Regions from separate parts of the Homo sapiens genome. Here regions 2 and 3 are each linked to region 1. The links are chromatin loops, found by intact Hi-C in ENCODE. Cell type or tissue: dorsolateral prefrontal cortex. All regions are shown on one strand.

The links. Peaks named below come from ENCODE experiments on the same cell type or tissue, not always from the same donor. Only the 100,000 strongest peaks of a DNase experiment are listed, where the experiment ranks them.
Region 2: it touches region 1 in a loop (5-fold over the local background); 33 of 110 quality-filtered maps call a loop at or near these places.
Region 3: a loop joins it to region 1, with 1.0 times the contacts of the local background. A loop is called at or near these places in 84 of 110 quality-filtered maps.

Annotation. Positions count from the first base shown.
Region 1 is chr10:132,634,975-132,642,974 of GRCh38, reverse strand. The region is part of intron 2 of INPP5A (inositol polyphosphate-5-phosphatase A); the gene reads right to left. Among named protein-coding and RNA genes, the nearest start is that of INPP5A, 100 kb to the right of the region's middle. In dorsolateral prefrontal cortex, CTCF peaks have their summits at 4,768 and 4,972 (motif pointing right); no DNase peak of the experiment used is centred here; H3K4me3 peaks cover 710 bases; H3K27ac peaks cover 5,112 bases.
Region 2 is chr10:132,220,157-132,228,156 of GRCh38, reverse strand. It overlaps STK32C (serine/threonine kinase 32C), which reads left to right. Exons shown (of 12, transcript NM_173575.4): 3 at 29-180; 4 at 1,189-1,362; 5 at 2,373-2,410; 6 at 2,541-2,630; 7 at 2,821-2,924; 8 at 3,634-3,750; 9 at 5,171-5,296; 10 at 5,385-5,516. Among named protein-coding and RNA genes, the nearest start is that of DPYSL4, 37 kb to the right of the region's middle. In dorsolateral prefrontal cortex, CTCF peaks have their summits at 4,689 and 4,889 (motif pointing left); a DNase peak (open chromatin) is centred at 4,876.
Region 3 is chr10:132,383,255-132,391,254 of GRCh38, reverse strand. No RefSeq gene overlaps it. Among named protein-coding and RNA genes, the nearest start is that of PWWP2B, 9.9 kb to the left of the region's middle. RefSeq lists an enhancer at 1,048-1,727 and a silencer at 3,035-3,154. In dorsolateral prefrontal cortex, a CTCF peak has its summit at 3,156 (motif pointing left); no DNase peak of the experiment used is centred here.

The DNA.
Region 1 (8,000 bases):
AACACCTGCTTTGTACTGGACGGAACGTGAGCTCAGCTACGTCAACAGCACATACTCTCAGTTTCCCCAAGCTGGCAAGATTTCAAGCACGTGACAGAAAAGCAGGATGATGAAGAGTTATGACATGTAAAATTACCACTGCGCTTCATCGGCAGGTCTTTATCCCCACGTGCGGCCGCCCCTCCACATGGACAGTTGGGTCAGAAGTCTTACGTATATATTTTCATGCAGTTATTGACAAACGGTCCCACTAATTTAAAGCGGGACAGCTTGGTTTCTCTCAACAGCAAGTGTACGTGACATGGATGAGCTCCTCAGCAAAGCCCAACAAAGGCCAGGCCTGCTCAAACAGAGGGGACCCCTGCTCCCGGAGTGACAGGGGAGGAGAGGGGGCTGCGACGCACACAGCTCTGTAGGCAAACGCCATCACAAGAAAAGATGTGTCCTCAGATTCCAACGACCCCACGGATAACTAGATTTTACAGCATTTCCTGGGCTGTCACGGCAGGAGTAAGGCGGTGGAGAAACTGCAGCTATGCTGGCATAGCCACCACATCAGGGGCCCCGGAACGCCAGACGCACAGTGAGACACAGCCCTGATGCGAGAGGATGGCCGGCGAACCGCGTGGAGAAGAACCGAGGACACCAGGGCTTCTCAGATGTCGTCCCCAGCCCGCCGGACACTGCACAGAGCAAGTGCTGCACGCTGGGGCTCTGCTGCTGCCCCTCTGCTGGAAACGCCTCCACCCACTCCCACGCCCCAGGCCTCCTCTGCAGATGGGCTCCAGGCTGTCCCCAGACCGCAGACGGGCTCCAGGCTGTCCCCAGACCGCAGACGAGCTCCAGGCTGTTCCCAGAAGGCCGCCCCTTCCCGCTGGACTCCCAGATGGCTTTGTGAACCTCCTTTTCTTCTGTGGTCACAGGCTGCTCTCCACATCCCCTCCCACTGGACCATGAGCCCTGAACCGTGATGCGCCAGCACTGGTCCACACTGGGGAGCCCTGCTGGTGTGCTCCACACCCTGACCATGCACAGGGGTGATGACGCCCTCAAAGCTGAAGTGAGAGGACGCTTCAGAAACACAGAATGTTGCATCAGGAGAAGCCCGGGGTTCCCACACATCTGCAACAGGTTATGGAGATGGGTACCCCAAACAGACGAAAGGCCACACTTCCTTTGAAAACCAAGTTATCAAAATGATAAGATCTTTACCATGAGAAGTTTCAGAAGAAAAGCAATGAACGACTATAGAAAAGAGCAGGGCACTGAATGGCAGCAGATGATGCTATTGTTCCTCCACACCCACAAATCAAACTACCTCCACGCACAGTTTACAACACGGGGCCCTTGCGAAGCTGTGCTGGAACAGACTGCAGGTGAGTTAACACCCAGTCCCTGGAGCTTCTGCTGAAAGACTGGGCTCAGAAAATCGCCCTCTGGCACGGGGTCGTCTCACTCCACAAAGGCACAGGCAAACTGTCTGAGGAATTCATGAAGGAGAAGGAAGACATCCTGGTTAGATCTATCCGGATAGCTGGACTAGTTAGCTGTATGGAGAAATATAACTTCACATATTATAAACTCCATCTAGGAGACAGAATTATGGTCTAGAATGGATCGGCACAACAAGAAAGTTTATATCCATGAGTACATAATGAGCCTGAGAGTCTCCAGGCATTGGTCATCTTGAAATCAGGGTGTTATTTTAAATCCCGACATTGTTTGGAAAACTGGCAAATAAGGGGAATGGAGCAACGTGTTATCCTGCCTTTCTTGGACAAACAGTGTCTCTGGAAAAGCACAGGGGACACAGTCCCTCTTTACAGAAACACTCCTACCAAAAAGTGAAAAAGAAATGGTAGAATTAGAATACAGCCATTTTACAATTCTTAATGACGCAGTGAATCGAGGCAGTGAACACCAGCAGCTGCTAATACCACAAAGAGACACAGACAGAGGGGTGAACAGAGTACATGCCTCCCGATGAAAGCTGTAACGCCATGGCAGAGCATCCCGGCGGAAAAACTGAACCCACGTCGGATCTCGACGGAGGCCGATTCCAGGAAATGGGAGACAGCACGCTGAGCACAGCCACAGGACACCTCCAGCCACAGGACCACGGACACTGTGTGGGGGACACTGGATGCCTTCCACAGATAAGTGCTGGCAAAGAGGGGCAAAGAAGAACAGGAAACGGCCGAGAGAAAAGAAGGTATACAGAGACACGCATCAACTAAAAGGCACTACAAGGGCATATCAGCAGGGGCTCCGGTTTTGCCATGGGAGCATGTGGCCCTCGGAGGCCACTGTTCCCGCCGAGGACAACCACACACTACAAACAAAACATGTGCCCGAGGAGGCTGAGAGGTAAAGAGAGGCAGACAGGCAGCGCCGGGAGTCAGAGCCTGGAGAAGTGATACACAGGGCGAGCCTCTTATTCTTTCCCTCTTCGGGCTTTGCCCAAGCCTGGGCCACACTTACGGGAGCAGCAGAATGTGGACCCTACAAATCCAGAGGAAACCCCACCCTCTCTCTGGCCAGAAGAGCAACAGAAAGAAACCCAGGCTAGCCGGACGGTGTGGGGCAACCCTGGAGGGAAGAGCTAGGAAGAGGGAACCCTAAGTCTGTGTATGAAGCCGCTTGAGTCTCCAATAACCCCAAACACACACATGTGTGACAACCCACGTGAGCGAGCAGAGGCTCTGAGCAGTGAGGTGGGCTCTGACCAGCACCCAGCATGAGACTGAGCTTATGGTCTGTACCTCATCAGGGTGAATGCGTGCATGCTGAGAACCGTAAGAAAAGCCAGTGTCTATACAACGCAGCATCCACAATGACCAGGACACAACCCTGAGTTATCGGAATCTGAAAACATGGCCCACATTTAATAGAAAGAATGACAGACAGATGCCACCACTAAGACAACACCAATGCCGGACACAGCAGAGGAAGGTTTTCAAGCAACAACTACAACATGCTCCATGAGGTCAAAGTAAATACTCTTGAAATAAATGAAAAGACAGAAAATTTCAACAGAAACTATAAAGGAGAAACAAATGGAAATTTCAAAAACTAAAAACATTTATACAACATCTAAAATAAATGACCAGAAGAACTCAATGGTAAAATGAAGATGACAGAGAACAGCTGGCAAATCTGAAAATAAGTCAGTAGAAATTACTGAAATCAAAGAACAGAAAGCACAAAGGTTCAGCAAAAGCCAGCAGAGCCTCCAGAAAATGGCATCACATCTACTCTACGCGTAGTCGGAGCAACAGAAGGAGAGGAGAAACAGATGGTGCATGAGAAAAACACTTGGAAAAAACAACGGCCAAAATGTCCCCAAATTTAGTGAAAGACATACATTTACAGATTCTAGAACCTCAGTGAGTGCATAACAAGATAAATTCAAACAAATAACAAGATAAATTCAAAGAAATTCCTATCTAGGCATATCTGTGCCACATTTTATCATAATCAAATTGAGGAAAAACAAAGATGTATTAATAGAAAAAACTTCTGAAACCAACTGGACAGAAGTAACAGAACACACATACAGGAAGGAGTCAACAATTCAAATTACCACGGATTTCTTATCAGGAAACCTGGAGGCCAAAAGACAGTGGAACAAGGCCTTTAAAGTGCTTAAGGAAAAAAAAAAAAAAAGTCAACCCAGAAGTCAGTATCTATTGAAAATATCCCTCAGGAATGAAGGCAAAGGGAAACATTTTCACACAAAAGAAAACTAAGCAAATGTTCCACCAGCAGGTCTGCTGGAAACTGATGGCTGGGCAGGGCTGGAGGGGAATGATCTGGGGGCAGCTTGGATCTCCAAGAATAAGGAAAGGCAGGAAAAATGGGAAGCATCTGGGTAAATATAAAAGATTATATTTTTTCTTCTTGGGTTCTTTAAAATACATAGAATGAGCCTCCAGGGTAGCTGAAGACAGCCTAGTCCCAAAAATTTGCTCCCCAATTTTCTATGTAGGCAGGGGATGTGATATATAATGAATGTAACATATAAACTATGTCATATATATATGTAACTTATATAGAGAGAAAAACCCAAATTGCAGCCTCAGCGTGGCTTGAAGAAAAAGTGGAAGCTGCCAGGCTCAATGGCTCACACCTCTAATCCCAGCAATTTGGGAGGCCGAGGCGGGTGGATCACCTGAGGTCAGAAGTTCGAGACCAGCCTGGCCAACATGGTGAAACCCCGTCTCTACTAAAAATACAAAAATTAGCCAGGCATGGTTGCATACACCTGTGATCCCAGCTACTTGGGAGGCTAAGGCAGGAGAATCACATAAGCCCAAGAGGCAGAGGCTGCAGTGCTCCGAGATTGTGCCACTGCACTCCAGCCTGGGTGACAGAGCGACATTCTGTCTCAAAAAATAAACAAATAAATAAATAAAATAAAATTGGGAGCTACAAATAGCAGTGAATAAAATGAGGAAAAATCCAGACTCCAGAAGGTGATCTCTCGGGCTCCGGGACTGCCCCCGCTGGGGTGTGAGGCTTTGTGAAGCACAAAGGCACAGCAAGAAACACCACAAGAGAGGGAAGGGAGACACCAGGGAAGAGACACACAGAGAGTCAAACACACAGCCAGCAAGTCCGGAGGCTGAAGATTCTGGAAGAGCATCCCAGCACATCCGAGCGTGGGTTGGAACACAAGGCGAGACTTGGAGGCTGCTGTGATGGAAAGTGGGAGGCCCAGCCTAGCAGGACAGCCATGCTTCAAGGGCACTACTGAGACACTACCAACGAAGAAGAGAAAAATATTTCTAAAAAGAGAGAGAAGTAGCAGCCCTGAGTCACCAGGTGGCAAAGGAGAAAGGAAGAAAAGGCAGGAAAAGAGGGACTTGAAAGAGAAAGAGCGCCAGCAAATCAGAGAACGAACAACTCCCAGACCCCAATCACTGCCCAACTTCCAAAGCCAGCGAATGCACTTGGACTTTGCAATACCAACACAAGAGGGTGCTATTAAATTAGGAATCTTGCAAACCCCATACTCCCACTAAAGATGAGCAAAAGGAAGTCCCTACAAAACGGCTGTAAAAAAAAGACAAAAAATTGTACACACACAAACTGAGGAAAACGTGCCCGACCTGAGGAAAACGACCGTGAGGCAGAACAGGACGGGAGCCCACATTGCAGATAAAATCAAATCTACTCAAGCAGTCGAGAATATGAAAAACCACCTCACATCAGAGATGCGAAACTAAAACACAGAATGGACCACTGGGAGAAAGAGACGGAGAGCGCCCATCAACCTCGGGGGCGGCAAAGGCAAAGCACAGAACAGTCATGACAGAGGAGGACAGCCACAGCAGGCGCCAGGAGAGTCACTGGAAGGAAACCCCAACATGGGCATCAAAACCAGAAAAATCCACTGAGAAAGCAAAATCGCACAGAGAAAACAGCGTGAGAGAAAGAAGTGACCGTGGGAGACAGGCAGAGAAGGAGGAACATTTGGAGGATCAGGGACCCAAAGGACACCCGAAACACCTAACATTTAAAACTATAACCCAGGAAAACTTCAAAACAGAAAAAGACCCGCACTTACACACTCACCTGAAACACCTAACATTTAAAACTATAACCCAGGAAAACTTCAAAACAGAAAAAGACCCGCACTTATACACTGAAAGGCTCACTGAATACTTCAGAAAATTAACCCAAAGTAATCAACTCCAAGATTTCAAAGATAAAGATAAGATCCTCATGGCCTCCAGGTAAAAAAGATCAATTAAACAACAGGTGGCTCACGCCTGTAATCCCACCACTTTGGGAGGCCGAGGCAGCGGGCGGATCAACCACAAGGTCAGGAGATCAAGACCATCCTGGCCAACATGGTCAAACCCCGTCTCTACTAAAAATGCAAAAATTAGCTGGGCCTGGTGGCGCACGCTTGTAGTCCTACCTACTTGGGAGGCTGAGGCAGGAGAATCGCTTGAACCCGGGAGGCGGAAGTTTCAGTGAGCTGAGATTGTGCCACTGCACTCCAGCCTGGCGACAGAGCGAGGCTCCATCTCAAAGAGAAAAAAATAAAAATAAAAATAAAATGTAAAGAATCGGACCAGCACCAGTCTCTTCAAACCCAACATACGCACTAAGACGACAACAGAATGACCTTTCCTAAACATCTCAGTGAAATGAGGCCTGAACCAAGGGCGATTTATCCAGCAAAGCATCCTTCAAATTCCAAAACTATACAAAACAGTTTTCAACGTACAAAAATTTGGGAAATTTTGCCCCCATCAGCCCTTTCTGAGGAATCCAGGAAGGCAGGGCTGGTTCTCTTCCATAAATAACCAAATGGACATGGGAGCTCTGTGGTCCCTGCTCAGCAGCGCAAGGGCAGCCCCAAGGGACAGGAGCGACTGGGGGTGGCTGTGCGTCCACAACCTCGATTTCCAAAGGCGTGCAGCAGGCTGGCTTGGGCTGCAAACCAGGGTGGAGGGAGTGCAGTTTGCTGATGCTGAGTTCATTTTTTAAATTTGTATACATGTAAGGGGTACAGTGCAGTTTTGTGACGTGGCTGTTTTGCACAGGGCTAAAGCCAGGGCTTTCAGTGTAACCACCACTCGAATCGTGTGCACACTGTACCCTTAGGTGACTCTCATCCCTCACTCCCATTTAGAAGGGAGAACATGTGGACTGACTTTCTGAGCTGTTTCACGGAAGAAGTAAAGCAAGTTCTATCCACGTTGCTGCAAAAGACGATTTCATTCTTTTTATGGCCGAATATTACATTGCATATATGTGTGTGGTATAGAAAATACACACACACACACACACACACACATTTTGTTTATCCAATAAAGCATTTTTTTGAAATAATATTTCCAACTGGGATTTTCAACGTACACAGATGGAATACATGCCATATAGAAACCTATGTGATTTCAAGATTTCAACATTGCACATGAAGTAGTACAATATTAACTAGCAACCACTTGAATATGCCTTTTTTTTTTTTTTTTTTGTCTTTGAGATAGGATTTCGCTCTGTCACCCAGGCTGAAGTGCTGTGGTGTGATCACAGCTCACTGCAGTCTCCACCTCCCAGGCTTCAGTTATCCTTCTGGCTTAGCCTCCAGCCTCCTGATGCTGGGACAACAGGTGTGCACCACCAAACCCAGCTAATTTTTTTTTTTTTTAAATCTTCGAGAGACAGGGATCTTGCTATGTTGCTCAGGCTGGTCTCAAACTCCTGGCCTCAAGCAACCCTCCCACCTCACCCTCCCAAGTAGCTTTAAAAATATCTTTAAAAAGGGCCGGGCGCAATGGCTCATGCGTGTAATCCCAGCACTTTGGGAGGCTGAGGAGGGCGGGTCACGAGGTCAGGAGATCGAGACCATCCTGGCTAACACAGTGAAACCCCATCTCTACTAAAAATACAAAAAATTAGCCGGGCATGGTGGCGGGCACCTGTAGTCCCAGCTACTCAGGAGGCTGAGGCAGGAGAATGGCATGAACCCGGGAGGCGGAGTTTGCAGTGAGCCAAGATCGCGCCACTGCACTCCAGCCTGGGCAACAGAGCGAGACTCCGTCTCAAAAAAAAAAAAAAAAAAAAAAAAAAATCTTTAAAAAGGCAAACAGCCAATAAAGAAATAAAAATGGAATGCCAAAAAAAATTAAATAATTCAAAAGACAGCAGGAATGAGGGGAAAAGGGTACAAAAACCAGTGTACAAACAGAAAAATAAAAAATGGCAGACCCCAATTCAACCACATCAACAGTTATAACAGGGTTAGTGGTCTAGACTGGCACTGTGTTATCTAGCTGTCACAAGTCAAATGTGGCTATTTAAAAGAAAACGAAATAAATGTTTAAAAACTGAGTTCTTTGACAGCACGAATCACATTTCAAATATGCGCCATCAAAAGCCACAGGTGGCCAGTGGCTGCCATTGTGAATGCCACAGACTGGAACTCTCATCAGGAAGTTCCGTCAGCTGAGGCTGTTCTGGACTTTCCAATTGCAAGGCTGGGA
Region 2 (8,000 bases), 410 kb after region 1:
TCCTGCCGAACAGCCCTGTGCCCTCCAGGTGTGCATTGTGCAGAAGCGGGACACGGAGAAGATGTACGCCATGAAGTACATGAACAAGCAGCAGTGCATCGAGCGCGACGAGGTCCGCAACGTCTTCCGGGAGCTGGAGATCCTGCAGGAGATCGAGCACGTCTTCCTGGTGAACCTCTGGTGAGCCTGCCATGGCCTCGCTGCAGAAAGACTTACCGTCCTGAAGCCGGGAAGGCACTGGCTATCCTCTCCTGCCCTTGGTGCTCCTTGGCCCTCGTGCCTCGGAGATGCCTCTGCCACCCACAGGCCCTCTCTAGCCCTCCTCATCTATCCCCCTTCCTGTGCCCCAGGCCTGGCAGTGGCCCAGGTGGCCATGACATGCTGGGGTTGGTTAATGCAGTGTCTCTTCTGAGCCTGCCGGAAGACCAGGGCTTCCCTACAATGGAGATGTGCTCCCATGGAGTCTCTGGCACTAGTCAGAGAGGGAGAGAGTTTAGGGACTGAAAAACTCACCACTGTCATCACCATCACCATCACCACCATCATCGCCATCACCACCACCATCACCACTGCAACCATCATCACTCTCATCACCGTCATCACTATAATCAACACAATCACTATTGTCACCACCATTACCACCACCACCACGACCACAATCACTGTTATCACCATCACCACCACCCTCAGTCCTCACTACCGTCATCCTCACCATCACCGTCACCACCACCACCATCACTGCCATCGTCAACACCATGGATGCTGGTTGTTAAATGCCAGCTCTTTGCCCAACACTGTCAAGAGTGGTACCTACACGGCCTCATTTTCTGTAACAACCCTCCGAGGCAAATGTCTGTATCCCCATTTTACCGAAGAGGAGGCCGGGCAGCCTGAAGCACCCGGAGCTGGCACTGTAGCTCTGCTCTGCATTTGCCACTCCCAGGTGCCTCTGGCCCCAGCTGGGCCACCTCCAGCACAGGGTGGTGTGTCTTTCCTCAGGATCTGGGCTCAGAGCTGCTCTGGGCTGGGGTGCAATCAGTGCCTTGGGCAGGCCCCTCCTCCTGGGAATGCCTGGTGGCTGATGCTGGGGTGGGGCTGTGGTCCTTAGGGGGAGTGTGTCAGCTGTGGGAGCAGCCATGACTGGCTCCCCAGCTGTGCGCACAACAGGCCTTCCATCGGTGCCCACAGGTACTCCTTCCAGGACGAGGAGGACATGTTCATGGTCGTGGACCTGCTACTGGGCGGGGACCTGCGCTACCACCTGCAGCAGAACGTGCAGTTCTCCGAGGACACGGTGAGGCTGTACATCTGCGAGATGGCACTGGCTCTGGACTACCTGCGCGGCCAGCACATCATCCACAGGTGTGTGCGTGGCAGACGGCGCAGGTACCTGCTGAGGTGGGCGGGGCTGAAGCAGCCTTAGGTCAGGCTGCCGGCACGGCGGCCGTACTCCCTCAGAGCGGGTCTAGCTCCTCTGCCCCACCCTTGCCTGAGTGCCTGCCCCCAGCTGTGGCACCTGTGCCGACCAGGTCAGCCCCATAGCTGTGTGCCTGGTGTCCATCTGGGGGGACCTCGTCCCAGCAGCCCCAGCTGAGACTGGGCACAGTGGGCTGTTAGCCCTGGTGGACAGACCACCAGGCTGGGTCACAGCAGGTGGCCTTCACCTGGTCCATTTAACTGAAGGCTCCTGTTTGCCCATCCACCACATCCCAGGGAATCCAAACTAATTTTAACATTAGCTTAAAGCAGATGAAATTAGGAAGCAGAGCTGGTGTGATGGCTCTGAAAATAAAATTTAAAAAAAGAAAATAGGAAGCAGATTATGAAGGAAGTGAAATTGGGAAGCAGAAATTAGGCTGAAATTCCGCAGCAATGGAACAAAATGAAAATATCTGTGAGGTATATTTTAAAGTCGAATGGACTGGTGTTTGCATTTCTGCTCTTGGGGACTCGGATGTCTGATTATGACCTAGGCACCAGTCACTGAGCACTGGCTGTGTACCTGGAAAAGTTGGGACAAAGCAAGAGCCGAGGTGGCTTGGTCTCCTAGAGGCCGAGTCTTGGAGGGGGAGGGCAGACCCTGCCAGCAATTGCTCTCGTCCTCTGGGGCTCCAGGCCCCCTCCCAGCATCTGGTGCCAGGTGTGTGCTGCTGCCCAGATGCCACAGGGAACGAAGTGGCTGACTTCATCGCCTCTGCCCCCACGCAGGGGTGTGAGGTCCTAGCATCATCCAAGGACCAAGTCAAGCTCCCAGGCCTCTGCCTCGAGTGGGTTGGTGGGATGTCCTGGGGACTCCAGGGATTGTGACAGAGATTCCAGGGCAGAAACAGGGCAGATTCCCAACTCACCTTCCCACTTTCTGCTCTTTCTAGAGATGTCAAGCCTGACAACATTCTCCTGGATGAGAGAGGTGTGTGGGGTTGGGTGTGGGCAGCCCAGGTGGGTGGTGGCAGGGATGGGCCTGTCAGGGGAGGAGGATCCTGCACGCAAGGATGCATCTCTGGTCCTGGGACAGCCACACCTGACCCCTCTCTGCACAGGACATGCACACCTGACCGACTTCAACATTGCCACCATCATCAAGGACGGGGAGCGGGCGACGGCATTAGCAGGCACCAAGCCGTACATGGGTGAGCCCGAGCTGGGGTTCCAGATGGGAGCTGGCTTCCTCCAGGTGGGAAGGACAAGACCTCGGTGGCTTCTCTGTCCCACCCTGGAGGCAGCCTGGTCTCGGGATGTGGCCTCAAGGTGCCGGCCCTGTGCCCACGGGTCCGGGCTGTGACCCCGTGGCAGCTGTTTTTCCTTCTTTCTGTCGGAAAGCTCCGGAGATCTTCCACTCTTTTGTCAACGGCGGGACCGGCTACTCCTTCGAGGTGGACTGGTGGTCGGTGGGGGTGATGGCCTATGAGCTGCTGCGAGGATGGGTATGGACCCCCTGCAGCCCCTGGGCTTGGCTGCCAGGCCCCTGCTCTCTGCCCCCACCAGTGCTGGGGAGGGGGTGGCTGCCCCAGTGTCCAGGTGCGCAGGGATGTCTCCACTGTGTCTGAGGAGTCACGCTTTTATCGAAGTGTGTAGTTGGTGATGGAATGCCTGAGCAGGAGGAGGAAGGACAGACTCACTGTGGTTTCCCGGGGCCGCTGCTGGTGCCTGCAGGCCAGCCTCTGTGGGGGTGGACAAGGCTGAGAACTGGCCAGCAGGGGTGCTGCCTCGGAACTTTCCACAAAAAGTTTCTTTTGGGGCCCTGTGCTCTTACCCTTGTGGCCACGGCGAGGCCAGTCCTGGAGACCGGGAGGCTGGGGGTCCTCTTGTGGACCGTACCCCTCAGCCCTGCACAGGACCCCACCTCTGAGGAAGCCAGCTCCCTCCTGGCCCTCTGGGGCTGATCTACCTGGACCCAGGCCCCCTGGGATCCCAGCCAGATGGGCGCAGCAGCCAGGGCGCAGGACCCAGGCGTAAGCTTTATCTCACCCAGGCTCCTCCGCGGCAGGTGGAGGCCAGGCTGTGCTCAGAGCTGTGCCTGCACTTGGGGTGGGGGGAGGGGGTCCTCTCAGGGCGATGGCACCTGTGTCTGGCATTGTTCTGGGTGTCCTGGGGGCCAGGAGGACCTGCCCAGCACTGCCTCCCTGTCTCCAGAGGCCCTATGACATCCACTCCAGCAACGCCGTGGAGTCCCTGGTGCAGCTGTTCAGCACCGTGAGCGTCCAGTATGTCCCCACGTGGTCCAAGGAGATGGTGGCCTTGCTGCGGAAGGTGAGCCCCCATCCCTGAGCCTCCTCACCCTCCGAGCACCCACCTCCCTCCCTCACTTACCTGCGGCTCGGGACACCCCCTCCAGTGCACAGTTAGTGCCGCTTCCTGGCAGGCACAGATCCCTTCACTGCAACCTGTGGGGGCCTCCGCAGATGGCAGCCCCAAGCCCCAGGAAGCGAGCTGGTGGCAGGCTCTGTGGCCCTCTCATGGCGAGCCCTACCAGGTCACTGGTGTCCTGGTGATCCCCTGAGCTGCGTCTCCAGGCACCCTCACAGCAGGCTTGTGCGCCCGCCCTGCCGGTCACCACAGAGGAGCCCTGAGCCACGTCCCCTTGTCCCACGTATTGGAAGGAGGGTGTCGGGTGGGTGGGTTCAAGCCCATGCTATCTCCGGGACCCTTTGCCCCAGTGCCTCCTGGGGAAGGTGGGCAGCCACTGCCCACTGCAAACACCTCTCAGGGGACATCAGCCTGGCAGGGACACGGGCAGGGGTGTGGCCATCAGTAGTGCCTCCCATTTGTGATCTGGTGCTAGGCTGGGGCTGTGCCTTGACTGGGCTGCACAGCTCCCTGTTCCGAGCCTCGCATTAACACCATAGGGGGTTCGGAGTCAGAGCCAGGCCCAGGCAGGACAGGGAGGGGAGTGAGTGTGCCACACGGGCCCGGCTGCCTCCCGGCCCCCGTGTCTCAGGCAGGTGGGGCCTCCTGCCCTGGAATTGTAGCCAAGCAGCCTAAATCCTTGGGGAGGCCTTGCCTGCCGGGGCCTCTCCCCAGCCCCGAGAGTCTCTTAACTCTGCTGTAGCCCCACGAAGCTCAGTCACACCTGCCCAGGTGGCTCACAAGGTGGCACTGGGCTAGAGAGGGCCTGCGTGGGGACTGGGGATGACCCACACGCCCAAGCCCAGGTCTGGGAAACCTCGCACGGGGTCTGGGTCTGCGGCATTTTCCCTGGAAAGGCGGGAGGTGCCAGCGCTGGGATGTTGCTTCCCAGGCCATGCATGGCTGCCCCGGGCTCATCTGGCCTGTGGAGGTCCCATGATTCGGTGAAGGAAGTGGCTCTGGGATAGTTACTGTGAGGCCAGCCATGTGCCGAGTGTTAGCCGCTAGCCGGGCCTCGGCTGCCACCTCCTGGCAAATCCCAGCAGAGCCTTCCCTGCAGATCCCTCTGCTGTCCTCTGGCGCCAGGGGTTTAGGTAGCAGCACTGAGAACAGGCGTCCCTTGGGCCACATGCTGAGCCAGCCACGGTGCTTTGCCTGATGTCGGCCGTCGGCACCACCCTTCCTCGCGTGGCCCTGAGGTTCCTGAATTCTGAACCTCAGGCTTGGTGGGACCCTCCTCAAGGTGCCCTGGCCTGGGGGTGGCGGGCTATTCCGTGCTGGTGGGCTGTGGGCCCTGGACCCTCTGACTCATGCCTGGTTGCAGCTCCTCACTGTGAACCCCGAGCACCGGCTCTCCAGCCTCCAGGACGTGCAGGCAGCCCCGGCGCTGGCCGGCGTGCTGTGGGACCACCTGAGCGAGAAGAGGGTGGAGCCGGGCTTCGTGCCCAACGTAAGCCTGTGGGCGGCTCAGGTGGGGGGCCCTGGGGATGGATGTGGCGTCCTCCACGGGCCGGGGCTCAGCACCCATCCCTCTGTAGAAAGGCCGTCTGCACTGCGACCCCACCTTTGAGCTGGAGGAGATGATCCTGGAGTCCAGGCCCCTGCACAAGAAGAAGAAGCGTCTGGCCAAGAACAAGTCCCGGGACAACAGCAGGGACAGCTCCCAGTCCGTGAGTGCCAGGGCAGGCTCAGGGCGCGGCGGCGGGCTGGGCTTGGGGCTCCTCTCTACCACCGAGCAAGGCGTGTGGGGACCCCTGGCAGCGCACACGTCTCGGAAGTCCAGCAGACCGTTTCCTGAAGTCCTGAGAAGGCCAGAGACCTCCCTTCTGCCTTTCCCAGCCCCCACCTCGCTCCTTATGAAGCAGGTGGGCAGGGACAACCAGGGCTGGGGTTATGAGTGCACGGGGATGGCCATGTGAAGCCTTCGTGCTTGCCCAGGTGTGCTGGTGTTGGTTGTGTGTGCGGGGACGGCTATGTGAAGCCCTCACACTCGCCCAGGTGCGTCAGCATCAGGTATGTGTGCCGGGACAGCCATGTGAAGCCCTCACACTCACCCAGGTGCGTCGGCATCAGTTGTGTGTGTGGGGACGGCCATGTGAAGCCCTCACACTCGCCCAGGTGTGCTGGCTTTGGTTGTGTGTGCAGGGATGGCCACATGAAGCCCTCACACTCGCCCAGGTGCGTCAGCATCAGGTGTGTGTGTGGGGACGGCCATGTGAAGCCCTCACACTCGCCCAGGTGCGTTGATGTTGTGTGTGCAGGGATGGCCATGTGAAGCCCTCACACTCACCCAGGTGCGTTGATGTCAGTTGTGTGTGCAGGGACAGCCATGTGAAGCCCTCAGACTAGCCCAGGTGTGTCGGTGTCAGTTGTGTGTGTGGGGATGGCCACGTGAAGCCCTCACACTTGCCCAGGTGCGTTGATATTAGTTGTGTGTGCAGGGATGGCCACGTGAAGCCCTCACACTCACCCAGGTGCGTTGATGTCAGTTGTGAGTGTGTGCAGGGATGGCCACATGAAGCCCTCAGACTCGCCCAGGTGTGCTGGCTTTGGTTGTGTGTGCAGGGACGGCCATGTGAAGCCCTCACACTCGCCCAGGTGCGTCAGCATCAGTTGTGTGTGTGGGGACGGCCATGTGAAGCCCTCACACTCACCCAGGTGTGTCGACATCAGTTGTGTGTGGGGGGACGGCCATCTGAAGCCCTCACACTCACCCAGGTGTATCGGTGTCAGTTGTGTGTGCGGGGATGGCCACGTGAAGCCCTCACACTTGCCCAGGTGCGTTGATATTAGTTGTGTGTGCAGGGATGGCCACGTGAAGCCCTCACACTCACCCAGGTGCGTTGATGTCAGTTGTGAGTGTGTGCAGGGATGGCCACGTGAAGCCCTCAGACTAGCCCAGGTGTGCTGGCTTTGGTTGTGTGTGCAGGGACGGCCATGTGAAGCCCTCACACTCGCCCAGGTGCGTCAGCATCAGTTGTGTGTGTGGGGACGGCCATGTGAAGCCCTCACACTCGCCCAGGTGCGTCAGCATCAGTTGTGTGTGTGGGGATGGCCACGTGAAGCCCTCAGACTAGCCCAGGTGCGTCAGCATCAGGTGTGTGTGCCGGGACAGCCACGTGAAGCCCTCACACTCGCCCAGGTGTGCCGGCTTTGGTTGTGTGTGCGGGGACGGCCACGTGAAGCCCTCATGCTCACTCAGGCATGCTGGTATTCTGGGGCTGCCAGGACAGGTGACCACGAATCAGGTGGTTGAAGAACAGCAATGCGTCTCTCTGAGATGGATCTGAGTCGTAATGAAATGGTCTCCTTCACAGCCGGCTGTGCGTGAACTACTCTGTCTCCTGCAGCTCCCCTGTCTTGATAATTGGCTGTCTAGGCAGCGGGTAAGGTGAACCCCTTGGGCAGTTATGTGATGATCTCAGTTTCTGTAAATCGGAAGTCCAGGCATGGTGCAGCTCTGTTCCCTGCTTCGGGGTCTCACCAGAATGTGAGCTAACATTGAGGTCGTGGCCTTGTCAGGTGCAGCTCTGTTTCCTGCTTCTGGGTCTCCCCAGAGTGTGAGCTAATATTGTCTGAGGTCGTGGTCTCATCAGGGATTTGACAGGTGCTGTGGTTGAAATGTTTCCCTTAAAACTCGTGTTGGAATTTGCTTCCTATTGTGATGGTGGTAGAGATGGGACTTTTGGGGGCTGATGGGGCCACGTAGGTTCTTCCAGCATGGATGGGGTTAATGCTGTTGTAGAAGGGTGACTTTAGTCCTCTTTTGAGTCTTTGATCCTCTGCTATGTGAGGACGTGGTGTTCCCAATGTGGACGTGGTTCGTGTTCCATGTGAATGTGATATTCACAATAGAGCATCAACAGGCTCCCTTTTAATCAGCAGATTTAAAAAGAAATGTGTTGTCTCATGGCTTGGAGGCCTGAGTCCAAAGTTAAGATGTCAGCAAAGCCGTGCCCCCTCTGAAGGCTCTCCGGGGAGGAAAACCAGTCCTTGCCCCTCTACCCTCCGGTAGAGGCTGCCTTGGCCTAGACGCATCCCCCCAGCCCCTGCTTCGCTGCCGCGTGGGGTCGGCCTGTGTGTGCGTCTCCATCTCCTCCCCTCTTCTCATAAGGACACCAGGCATTGGATTTAGGGCCCACCCTGATCCAGTA
Region 3 (8,000 bases), 250 kb after region 1:
GGGAAGCAAACACAGACCGGGAGGCCCCTGCCTGGCCTGGGCAGCTCACACAGACTGGGAAGCACTTAAAAGCTGGAGGCCCCTGGAGCTGCTGGTCCACAGGGAGGTGAAGCTGCACTCCTGCCCTAGGGTCTTCCAGGGTGCCTGCTGTGGAGGTTGCTGGAGACGAGCCCACCACTCTAGGGTCCGGGCACCTGGAACACAGCAGGCACTCGGGCGCTTCCAGTCCAGGAGAGGCACCTCCCAGACGGCAGTCTTCTCTGATTGCTTTCTGGAGTTTGAGTGCGGAGGAGGACGAGGTGAGGGAGGCAGCCGAGCTGTGTCCTGATGCATCTTCCAGAGGCACTCTGGGTGGACGCTGGGCCCCTTGGCCTTGCCAGGCTGGGGTCTCCCTTCACAGAGCCCATGCTTGTGGGCCCCACAGCCAGACTAGCACCTTTCTGTCAACACAGCCATGGACACCATGAGAAACTCCCACAGTTAAACACTGCCCAGAGCCCCAGGCCACCTCCTGGGGTGTCATTTTGTAAGGTACCTCACCAACCTCATGAGAAGTCTTTGCTGTAGGGACTTATTTATTTTAAATGAATCAGGGTCTTGCTCTGTCGTGCAGGCTGGAGTGCAGTGGCACAATCATGGCTCACTGCAGCCTCAAAAACTCCTGGGATTAAGCAATCCTCCCACCTCAGCCTCCTGAGTATCTGGTGGTGTTAGCCACCACATCTGGCAGATTTTTTACTTTTAGTAGAGACGGAATCTCGCCATGTTGCCTAGGCTGGTGTAGAACTCCTGGACTCGAGTGATCCTCCCACTTCAGCCTTCCAAAGTGCTAGGATTATAGGCTTGAGCCACCATGCCCTGCTTGTGGGTTTATTTTTTAATCTGACAGTTTTGCCAAACCTCATACTAGAAGGCGGGGCTTCTGTTTGCTAAAAACACCATGATATTTCATCATTAAACCAGTTGTTATCCACATCTGGGATACTTGGAGAAAACCCTCTCAGGGTATATTCACATTTCACGCCCAGCTTGCAAAGGCACCTTCATGCCTTCTGCTCCCCGACCCTGACCTCCCACTCACCTAACGAGCAGGAGCTAGCCTGTGTCCAGAGCGGGGCGGGCGGTGGGGAGGGGGTAGGTAGGAAAGGTCCTGTGCTGCTCCCTCCAGGCAGAGACTCCTAGGGGAGACAGTGTGGTGGCCTGGGGCCCAGGGGCCTCCCTGCAAACTCTTTCCCCTCAAACCCTCCTCCTGGTGGGTGTGGCTATGCATTTGTCCCGACCCCTCCACATGCAGAACCTGGCATGAGCCCTGGGGCGTGGGGACAGACACGGAGTCCAGGTGACCTCAGGGTTGTCCTGAGCTGAGGTGTAGACCCCAGGCAGACCCACAGACAGAGTGGGGCTCTCCGAGGTGTGGTTGGAGGGCCGAGAGCAGAGCCCTGTGCTGGATCTAGGGAGGCACTGGTGTGTCAGCAGGTGCAGCAGCGTGCAGCTGGGCTGGGCTGCGGGGCTCCTGTCCTTGCCCTCCTCCAGTGGCCAGGAGAGGCCAGGTGTTCGTGCTGTCCCCCACAGGATGCCTGAGGGAGGAGGTGCAGGAAGGAGCAGGATCCCCTGGGCTAGGGCTGGAGGGCGCTGGAGGCTGTCGCCTGCGTTCTCCCAGGTGCACAGAAATGAACACCTTCTGGCTGAGAAAGGCTGACTGGGGGGCCTCTGGGCAGCCTGGGGCCTGAGGGGAGCAGAGCTTGCTGGGAGGGCCTCATTCCTTCCCGGGTGGAGGGAGCAGCCAGGCAGCACCCTGACAGCTCCAGCCCTGGATGGAGAGCAGCCCCCACACTGGGCTCCAGCCCTGAGGGGTCTCCCCAGCCTCCTGACCCCACGGAGGAACTGGTGAGTGTAGTGGGTGCAGGGCCAGCTTCCAACAGTGACAAGGGGGACCTGAGCCCAGCTGCCCCCAAGGCCTGGCCAGCACTTGGGGAAGTCCGGCAGGGTGTCCTTGAGGTCACGTGAACTCCGCTTCTGGCCTCACGCCCCAAGGCCCACGCCGGGTTCTGCGCTGTGTGTCCTGAGACCCGGACCGAGCGCATGGGGCCTGAACGGCACCTTCCCTGGCCGGCTGCCCACGGACGTTTGTGGGCTTGGCCCTCCTGTTTTGGGCTCACTTGGGGTGCAGGACTCAGGGATCCACACAGGAGATGAGCCAGGCTTCCTTGAGGGAGCCAGGAGGGCCGGAGTTTTGGCCGATTGCTTTCTCAGCCTGAGACGTTGCCCTGTAATGCTAACCCTGTTGCCATGGCCTGGCGTGGGACCTCCAGGGCCGGGCAGCTGCTTCCCTCAATGAGAGCCCCCGAGCCCCTGCAGGCGGCTCCGTGGTGCGCCCCCTCACCCCCGCATGAGCCCCCCGCCCCCGCATGAGCCCCCCGCCCCCGTATGAGCCCCCCGCCCCCGCATGAGCCCCCCCGCCCCCCGCATGAGCCCCCGCCCCCGCATGAGCCCCCCGCCCCCCGCATGAGCCCCCCGCCCCCCGCATGAGCCCCCCGCCCCCGCATGAGCCCCCCCGCCCCCGCATGAGCCCCCCGCCCCCGCATGAACCCCCCGCCCCCGCATGAGCCCCCCGCCCCCGCATGAGCCCCCCGCCCCCGCATGAACCCCCCGCCCCCGCATGAGCCCCCCGCCCCCGCATGAGCCCCCCGCCCCCGCATGAGCCCCCCGCCCGCGCACGAATCCCCCCGCCCCCCGCATGAGCCCCCGCCCCCGCATGAGCCCCCGCCCCCCGCATGAGCCCCCGCCCCCGCATGATCCCCCCGCCCCCCGCATGAGCCCCCGCCCCCGCATGAGCCCCCCGCCCCCGCATGAGCCCCCGCCCCCGCATGAGCCCCCCGCCCCCGCATGAGCCCCCCGCCCCCGCATGAGCCCCCCGCCCGCGCACGAATCCCCCCGCCCCCCGCATGAGCCCCCGCCCCCGCATGAGCCCCCGCCCCCCGCATGAGCCCCCCGCCCCCGCATGAGCCCCCCGCCCGCGCACGAATCCCCCCGCCCCCGCATGAGCCCCCCGCCCGCGCACGAATCCCCCCGCCCCCGCATGAGCCCGCGCCACGCCTGGCCTTGGAGCGCCACCTGCAGGTGAAGTCGGTTCACGGGAGGCGGGGCCTGCGTCCTGGGGCCCCAGGGCTGGTGACGCCCATCAGCACTCCTGGGACACCGCCTGTGACCCCCTGAGAGCATCCGCCAACCACATTCACGTTTCTCACGCACTGGCTCCCTGCTGCGGCTGCTGCTCTCTCCAAGCCGTGGGCCTGCGACCACCCCAGACCATCTGCCTTCTGCAGCACAGTTCCTGCCCCTGGGGGTTCTCAGGCCTGGCTCTGGGCTGTCGCCTCCCTTTTCCCTTCCCAAGGCAGCTCGGCAGAAAAATGAGAAGTCCCAGAAGCTCAGGACGCCCTGAGCTGGAAGTCAACATAGACGGTACTCACTCAGTAGCTAAGGGAGGCAAAGAGAACAGCAGAGCAGGAACCAGGGGAGGGGGACTCCACCCAGACATCCCAAATCCACCAGGGGAGGGGGATCCCACCCAGAGACCCCAAATACACCAGATAGAGGAGTACCTCCCACCCAGACACTCCAAATCCACCAAGGAGAGGGGTACGTTCCACCCAGACACCCCAAATCCACCAGAGAGAGGGGCACCTCCAACCCAGACACCCCAAATCCACCAGAGAGAGGGGTACCTGTCACCCAGACGCCCCAAATCCACCAGAGAGAGGGGTATGTCCCACCCAGACACCCCAAATCCACCAGGGAGAGGGACACCTCCAACCCAGACACCCCAGATCCACCAGATAGAGGGGCACCTCCCACCCAGACACCCCAAGTTCACCAGGAAGAGGGGCACCTCCAACCCAGACACCCCAGATCCACCAGATAGAGGGGTACCTCCCACCCAGACACCCCAAATCCACCAGGGAGAGGGGCACTTCCCACCCAGACACCCCAAAGCCACCAGGGAGGGGGGCTTCCGCCCAGACACCACAAATCCACCAGGGAGAGGGTTGCCTCCTGCCCAGACACCTCAAATCCACCAGGGAGAGGGGCACCTCCCACCCAGACACCCCAAATCCACCAGATAGAGGGGTACCTCCCACCCAGACACCCCAAATCCACCAGGGAGAGGGGCACCTCCCACCCAGACACCCCAAATCCACCAGAGAGGGGAGGCTTCCTGCCCAGATACCCCAAGTCCACCAGGGAGGGGGGGCCTCCTGCCCAGATACCTCAAATCCACCAGGGAGTGGGGGCTTCCTGCCCAGACACCCCCAATCCACCAGGGAGGGGGGCTTCCTGCCCAGACACCACAAATCCACCAGGGAGAGGGTTGCCTCCTGCCCAGACACCTCAAATCCACCAGGGAGTGAGGGCTTCCTGCCCAGACATCCCAAATCCACCAGGGAGAGGGGCGCCTCCTGCCCAGACACCTGAAATCTATAAGAGGTTACAGGATCCAGAGAGGCCGCAGGGACTTGCTGGCTGCAGGGCCCCATCAGGAGCAGGGCCACGTTCAGAAGATGGGCTGAGTCACAGGGTGGAGGGTGGGTGCCAGGGCCTCCAGCACCGTTTCCCCACCAGCCTGTAAGCACCTTCCAAGCAGGGGTCTGGGTGGTGGCTTCTGTGCCAGCTCCTCTACCCTGCCCAGCAGCAATTACCCGCCACTGCCATCCGGGAGGCAGGCTCTCCCGCTCCCCTTGAAATGGGGCCTCTCACAGAGTGAGGTCGGGGTTTAGAGGGTGAGAGAGGGCAGATGACCACGGGAAGGGTGATGTGGAAAATGAGGGCATGAAGGTGGCCTCCGGAAGACAGGCAGGAGGACATGGATTCCCATGGCGGGCCCTCCCGGAGAACAAGTGGCCAGCTCATCCCTGCCTCCACCCCGCCTTCCAGCTGCTGCCTCTGCCAGGAGCCCGGTCCTCCCTACGGAATATGCAGCCTCTCCCCAGGGCCCATCCAGCAGCACCTTGTCATGAAAGCTCCTTGACCCACAGGACTTTGATTAGACGGCAATGTTCAGGCTGGGCTGTGCCCAGGGCCTGAGGCCAACACAGGGCGCACTTCTGTGTCACAGCAGAAGCAGTGATTGGTGGCTTCAAGTGAAAGGTGGGCAGCATCTTGGCAGGTTCATACAAACAAAAGGTCTCAGGGGACCCCAATTGGAATCCCCCAGACAAGAGTCGGACAAGGGGGCACCACGTGGTGGGTGCACCTCACTCTTCCTGTCTCCCATGAAGACCCAGCTCCAGGCACCCACACCCCATCCTGGAGATGCCAGGACATGGAGTGGTGCTTGTGCACGTGTTGCCCAGAGGGGCGATGTCCGCAGCACTGGCCAGAGAGCAGGGAGGGCCCTGACGCACCACCCATGGCTGGTAGCCAGGCCTGACCCAAGCCGGGCCTGACCCAAGGAGCCACCAAAGAATCGCCTCCCATCTAAAGGCACCAGTTCCCGAGGGAAGGGTACTTTAGTCAAACAGACCCGTGCCAGAGAGATGGCACCAGCAGCACCAGCCAGGGCCCAAGGGGACCCCAGCACGGCACACCCCACACGAGACTTCTAGAGCCAAGAAATAAAGGGTTTTCCAAGGACACATCAGCAAATGAACCGACAGAGAGGATGCGAATGTTGGCATCCAAAGGAAAAGTGTGAAAGAGGAAGTAGAAAAAAGTCCACAAATACTGAGCAAAAGGAAGGAAATGGAAAGAGTGTGGCTCGGGGACACAGCCAGAGCTGAACAATCCATCAAAGGGGCCCCTGAATGACAGAGGGAGCAGGTGGAGGAGAGGCCGCTATTTTTGAAAGAACAGAAGCAAACAGCTTTCCTGAAATGGAGGAAGAGCTGCACCCACAGCCCAGGGGCTCCTGACGTCCCGGTGTAGCTGAAGAGAAAGACCTGAACTCAAAGGCTGGTGAGTATACCATGGCCTCCAGACAGACAGGAGATGCCTCTACAGAATCCTGCTGACCCAGGCTGCGCCTCCACAAGTCTGGGAGCCAGAAGACAGAACAATAACATCGACTCAGAGAGACAAGGATGAGACTCAGCACTTCCGGATCCAGCCCAGGACAACTCACAGCATCCACGCACAGGGCAGGAGGCAGGCTGTGGTCGCTGCCTGTCATTCTACAGAGACCTGGGCTGCCCTGGGACTCACCTTCCCCAGGAGAATACGGAGGAACTGGGGCATGCCAGGATAGGCCCAAGCCTTTGGAAGGCCTGGACACTCCCACTCTGCACTTTTAGAGCCCTGAGCCTCCATGGAGGAAGGCCAGGCACCCTGCTAGAGACCCCAGGGAGGGACCATGGGAGCCAGCGACGTCCTGAGAAAGGTAGTTCCAGTGATCCCAGCATCCCATCTGAGACCAACCTTCCAGGCCACCTGGCCAGAGCGCCAGGTGTGTGAGGGTGCCGTCCTGCACGTCTCAGCTCAGCCCGGCCATCAGATCGCTGGTGCCCCCACGGACAGCCTGAGGACGGGAGAGCCGCCCTGCTGAGCTCGGTCAACCCAAAGCATTCTGAGATCAGGGGGAGGCTGCTGTTTTCAACCACTAAGTGGTCTGTCACAGCAACAGATAACTGAGACGGTGGAGAGAAACAGGACATCAGGACTTCTAAAGGCCTCAGCCGAGGCAGGGGAGAAGAAAAGGAAGGGAAGAGAAAGCCCAATTTTCAAAAATTAAGAGAGAAATATCTGTCTGATATGAGAGAAAGTGGGGGAATGGAAGAGCATAGAGGGACTGCAGGTTCCCAAGAACAATGGAATGAAGAGACTTGATCAAAACAAAGATGGAGGGAATGCAAGCAAGTGTGTGGTTACCACATTACATGTGAATAACCTGGAATTTTCTATCAGCTGTATTTTTTAACACAACCTAACAGGCTTGGAGTTTTTCCTGTACACTGTTTTAAGAAGCATAATTAAAGCAGAGTGATTCTTTTAAAAAGATGGCAGTGAATGAAGTGCGACTTCTGGGCCAGGTGAGCGATGACCTCCTGCTCTTGTAGCCACCAGGGAAGGCCAGACGCAGCAGTCAGAGGAGACGCAGGAGTCACGGGGTGCGTGTGAGGCTGCGAGCCAGGGGCAGCCCTGGAGGGCCTCGAGGGGGACTGGAGCTGCTGCATCCCGGCCTGCCCAGGCTGAGGCCCAGGGCGTCACAGACAGGAAGCAGGGCTGCTGGAGGCCCTGGGGCAGGGTCTAGGGCATCAGAGGCACGGCTGGTCCCCCAGACTATTTTCAGGGTCTGGTACCAGCACAGGAAGCTGAGAGGCTGTTCTGGAGACAGGGTGAAATCTCGGGTTCACAGCAAGCCCAGGACAGGTCTCACCCACCAGCCTGCCAAAGGCAGAGGCTGACCAGGAGTAACTGAAGCTGCGACCCAGTCTCCACCCAGCGCAAGCCCTGCCGGGATGAAGGTGATAAAACCTGTCCCCATTTATGTGCTTCACAGAGGAAAGGGCCAGTCCTCTCACGGAAACCGGCATTGTCCTTAGTCTCTGTGGTTTGTTTACAGAGTTGACCCTTGAACAACGTGGGGTTTACGGCGCGCTGATGCCCCACGCAGCTGAAAATCCACATATTGCTTCTGACGTCCCCAAAATGGAACTACTAATAGGCTACCATTGACGGGAAGCCTTCCTGGTAACATTAACGTTCAATTAGCGCATATTTTGTATGTTATATTACATATTGTAGTCTTACAGTAAGACAGAAAATCATCAGGAAGAGAAAATCTATTTACTACTCATTAAGTGGAAGTGGATCCTCATAAAGCCTTTGTCCTCCCCCTCTTCAGGTTGTGGACGGAGGAGGAGGAGCTGGTCCTGCAGTCTCAGGGGTGGCAGAGGCAGAAGTGGGGGAGGAGGCAGGGGAGGCAGGGGAGGCAGGCACACTCGGTGTAACGTGACGGACATACATGTAATTTCTGCCTGACGTTGCTCTTTCATTTCTCTAAACTT